Regions from separate parts of the Homo sapiens genome. Here region 2 is linked to region 1. Evidence: read pairs that join two places in POLR2A ChIA-PET (ENCODE). Cell type or tissue: Caco-2. All regions are shown on one strand.

Region 1 (2,500 bases):
GAAAACATTAGCCAGGGATGGCAGTGTGTGCTTTCAGTCCCATCTACTTGGGAGGCTGAGGCAGGAGGATCATGGATGCAGTAAGCCATGACTGCACCACTGCACTCCAGCCTGGGTGACAGAGCAAGACCCCATTCTCTTAAAAACAGAAATTGGGATACCTGTATGTTCATTCAAGAAATAACCCAAGTAATGTGTATTAAAGACATTTTAGGGGCAAATAAGGATACTTGAATAAAGTTATACCAGGCTTAGGATCTATTTAACATCTTAGACGTAAGGGTCATTGTTATATGCAAGATGTCTTATTACATGAATGTTGGACTTTAAGAACTATGCACATTCACACATCCAAAAACAAAATACTTCTAAGATGAGTCATCACTGACTGACATGAACTACAATTTTTGAGGTTTTGGTTTTTTAATATAAAAGTTGGAGAATTATGAGGAGCCACATCTATGATGGCAAAAACACTATACTCAAAAGGTGTAAGAAAACTCAGTTTGCTTATTCCCCTTCCATTGATTAAGGACACCAGGCAAACTGGAGGATGATGCAACACAGTTATTTGGTAAAAAAGCTTCCCTGTGTTAGCTCAATTTATTGAGGGATTGTAAAGGTCAGCAGAAGGAAAGCATACAATCATGGTCTCAGGCCACAGTATGCTTATCTGCTGTAAAGTCCAGCCATGTGACCAGACATGGAGGTAGTGTCCCCAAGGGACACAGAAAAGGAGTGGTGTTACTTTCTCTTTAAAGGGGGTGGAAGGTATAGACTTCAAACATCCATCTCTGCTATGTCTTTCTCTCCTGGGTTTGCTTATAGACAAAGCTGCCATGTTAACAGGCCCATGTAACAAGGAGCTGAGGATGGCTCATGGTAGTAGTATGATGAATCTTATAACTGAACCTCACAAGAATTAAGTAAAATCAATTGACTCCCAACTTAAATATGATTTGGAGCTCCTTATCTTACTAAGTGAATTGGCCAAGGAAAATTAGCTCCACCCAATGTTCAATCACTTTGTCATCCTTTCTTACAAGACTGTTAGGTATGATGGGTTTCTCTTCAAAGTTTAACTTCCTTGTTCTTTGTTCTTAAGGTCAACTTCCTCATACCTTCCCACTCCTAATTACCCATTCTGTAAACATTTCTCCCACCAATCCCAACCTGTAACCCGCATTTGTTCCTTATCTGGAAAAGTCTCCCTCGCTCGTGGCAACTGCTCTTCCCACTGCTGTAACCCACACCCCTCCTGTTTAAAATAGCCAATCAGGACTAGTTTAGATTGGACTCTAGCCAATGGGGATAGAACACAGAAGCAGGAACTAGCTGTGTTAGGGATAAAAACCACTTCACCTCCTTTGTTCGGGGTGCTCTCACTGTGACCAGGAGTGCAAGCAGCACCATTCTGCAGAAGTAAATCTGCCTTGCTGAGAAATCTTTTGGAGATCATTTTCTTTGCAACTCTGAGCTCTTATTGCCAACAATTTGGGAGCTCATCTGGGATTACCGTTCTCCTTCAGGAGAAGCCCACGATCACCTCTCTTGAGGAGAGGCATCCCACCACCTCTTTGCGGTGGCCTCACAAACAGGAGATTGGGTCCCACCCAAGGTGACACATAAACCCAGACTCTCAGCAACACAGGCGGAAAGGATCCTCACATACTGCGGTGACCAGGTAACTGCACAGACCAAGTTAAGAAAAGTCACAGGGGCGACAAAGTATTTCCTTGGTGGTCAGGGCATTTTAGAGGTTGAAAGTGTGTCAATGAGACGCACAACTGAGTGCGAAGCGAGCGATGATTCCGGATCTGTGATTCCATGGTCACCTCGTATAGCTTATGGTGGATTCCTGTCATGGGGCTTATACTGACACACCAATGCTAAGGAGGACCTGAAATATTCCCTCCTGGGAAGCAGCCAGAGAAGGATGAAGCAAAAGGAGAAGAGTGCAAGAAATCTCCAGTAGCCAGGGGCTGACCCTCTAGAGAAAGGAATGGCAAGAAATCTCCAGTAAGGGAGGTTGAGCCTATGAGGAAAGGCAATAAATCTAATTTTGGGCCTCACACCAAACCTTCATTATGCAAAATACCTCAAGAAAGACAGTAAATAGAAAGGATCAAATTAATGACAGTAACATCCCCTCTGACAGTCCCCTAGGTTCTCATGCTAAAAGGATAGTGAAAGGACTAAACATAACTACAGGAAGCAAGCCAGAAGCCAACTCCTCTGAAAGGAGTAAGGTCTCTACCCCCGAACAGCCTGCTAACATATGGGACCCACCAGACCACTTGCCTCTGCCAAACCCCATGCATCAAGCCGGTACACAGGATCCCCCCACTCATCAGTCCCTCCCCCATATAATCCTGAATCAATACCCCATGTTCCCCCTAGCCACACACTTAAGCCCTACAGCATGAAATAGAACAATGTAAAAAGGATACTCAGAACTTCCCTTTCCCCTTTCCACCTCCAAAGAATTGCCCCCAACTCT
Region 2 (2,500 bases), 300 kb before region 1:
GCCCAAGGGAATCTCTAAAAACCAGTGTTTTTGAGCACTAGGAGGGCTCTGGATCTATGTAGAGCACTTTACCTACATTATCTTATTGAATCCTTAGAACAAACCTTTGAGGCAAATGCTAAGATTGTTTCATTACGGAGGAGAGAAAACAGGCTCAGAGAGGTGTCGTAAGTGACCTAAAATCACAGAGCAAGTAAGTGGCAGAGCTGGGATTTGAAACCAGGTTTGTCTGAGATTAGACCTTATAAGTGGGATGTTAGCTGCATCTCCTACTCACTAAAACAGTGGGTGTGCTTCAGAATCCCCTCAGAGGGGGCCTGCTACAATGGGGAGCCACATCTAGGGTGGACCCCAGGAACCCACATTTTGACAACCTCCCCCAGCTCCTGTCGTAGGCGATTCTGATGCTGGTGGTCTATAAGCACTTGGAAAAAGCCTCTCAGATCCTGCTGCTCTTCTTCCTAAAACCATCGATGGTTCCCTTTTATTCTCTGAATTGAGTCCAAAGTCCTGGACACGTGGCCTTTTCTCCCATTCACTCTAGTGTTTGAGCTTGCATCTGGTCTTTCACCCCTGAGCATTTGCTCAGGCACGCTCCCTGCCTGTGACACGCTGCCAGCCTTCCTTCTCCCTGGGCCTGGTGGGTTCCCACAGGTGCTGGGCTGGGAGTTAGGACTTGCGGGTTTTAGCTTCATGGGATAGCAGTCTCCCAGCGTAACCCTGGACGACACATCCTTCACTCCCTTTGGGCCTTAGTTTCTCCACTGGAGCCACAGAGATTTGACTGGATGCTGGCTGTGTAAACAGAGACGGCAAAGGCAGGCTCTTGCTGCCAAGCCAGGCATCTGGGCCTCCCCATCTGTTTGCAGGTCAGCAGCCTGTGTTCCTGGCAGGTGCTAAACACTCACTCATGCTGCTGAGAAGATCCAGGGAGGTCTGGCTCCAGCACCGTGACTGCAGTTGCTTGGGCCAAATCAATGTTTCCACATCTTATCTCTAACTGGCTCAGTCACAATATTTAGACACTTGGCCTCAAGTTGAGAAATTTGGTGACTCAGGGAGATAGCAGCTGTGGCCGGCTCCTGACCCCTGAACCCTCTACCCCTGATGGGGACACACCCTCCCAGAAAGAGGAATGGACTTTCCCTACAAGAAGCTCTTCGTGAAGGGAGAAGGAAACTGAGGACCAGAGAGGAGAAACAACTTGCTTGAAGCCACACAGCTACATAGTGGCATGTGTGCATTTAATATTTACTGAGCACCTACTATGTGCAAGTCTCCATGGTGGGTGCTATGAAGACAGGCGCGAGCAAACAGGACAGAGAAGGGATTTGTTCTTGTGCGAATTTCAGTCACAGTCAAATCTTATTATTATTATTTTTTTAGAGACAGAGTCTCTCTCTGCCCCCCAGGCTGGAATGCAGTGGTGCAAACTCAGCTCACTGCAGCCTCAACCTCCAGGGTTCAAGAGATTCTTGTGCCTCAGCCCCCTCAAGTAGCTGGGACTACAGGCACATGCCACCACGCCTGGCTAGGTTTTTTGTTTTTGTTTTTGTTTTTGTAGAGACTGGGTTTTGTCATGTTGCCCAGGCTGGTCTCAAATTCCTGGGCTCAAGCGATCTTCCCGCCTCTGCCTCCCAAAGTGCTAGAATTACAGGTGTGAGCCACCGCGCCCGACCGACCCTTGATATTATTGAAGGTTAACATTTACAAAGCTTTTATCATGTGCTGGTCACCATTCTAAGTACTTATTAAATCTTCATAATTACCCAGTGAGGTGGCTGCTGTCATTTTACAGATAAGGAAACTGAGGCACAGTGAGGTTGACACTCACTTGGAGCCACATGCTAGTACAGTGGGCTGAATGGTGGACCTCTAAGAAATCAGGTTCTCCTAATCCCAGGAGCCTGTGAATGTTACCTTATATGGTAAAGTCTTTGCAAATATGATCAAATTAAGGATTTTGTGATGAGGATATTATCTGGGATTATCTTGCTGGGCTCTAAATGTTATCACATGTATTAAAAGCATGCATGTCATATGCTTCGTAAGAGGAAGACCAAGGGAGGGTGGACAGACACACAGAAAAGAAGACAACGTGAAGACCAAGGCAGAGATGGCAGTGATGTGGCTACAAGCAAAGGAATGCTGGCAGCCACCAGCAGCTGGAAGAGGTATGGAGTGATTTGTCCCCCAGAGCCTCTGTGGGAGCATGGCCCTGCTGACACCTTGACTTCAGCTGAGTGAAACTGATGCTCACCCTCTGGCCTCCAGAACTGTGTGAGAATAAACTTCTGTTGTTTTGAGCCATCGAGTTTGTGGCAATTTGTTATAACAGCCACAGGAAACTAAGCCTAATAGCTAGGGAATGGCCATGCCAGGATTCAAACCCTAGCAGCCTTCCAATTTCTAGCTTTACAGATGTGCCTTAACTCTTTTTTTTTTTTTTTTTTTGTCATCTGTCAATCCTAGTCCTGCAAGAAGGTAGATAAGATTGCTT

Evidence for each region. ChIA-PET counts read pairs that join two places held together with the same protein. Peaks named below come from ENCODE experiments on the same cell type or tissue, not always from the same donor. Only the 100,000 strongest peaks of a DNase experiment are listed, where the experiment ranks them.
Region 2: POLR2A ChIA-PET joins it to region 1 with 7 read pairs; 4 of 35 experiments call an interaction of 5 or more read pairs at or near these places.

What each region holds. Positions count from the first base shown.
Region 1 is chr20:49,286,063-49,288,562 of GRCh38, reverse strand. The region is part of intron 3 of ZFAS1 (ZNFX1 antisense RNA 1); the gene reads right to left. Among named protein-coding and RNA genes, the nearest start is that of SNORD12, 6.6 kb to the right of the region's middle. RefSeq lists enhancers at 396-1,327, 1,328-2,259. In Caco-2, no CTCF peak of the experiment used is centred here; DNase peaks (open chromatin) are centred at 682, 1,272, 1,907 and 2,369.
Region 2 is chr20:49,582,269-49,584,768 of GRCh38, reverse strand. No RefSeq gene overlaps it. Among named protein-coding and RNA genes, the nearest start is that of PTGIS, 15 kb to the right of the region's middle. In Caco-2, a CTCF peak has its summit at 582; DNase peaks (open chromatin) are centred at 588 and 978.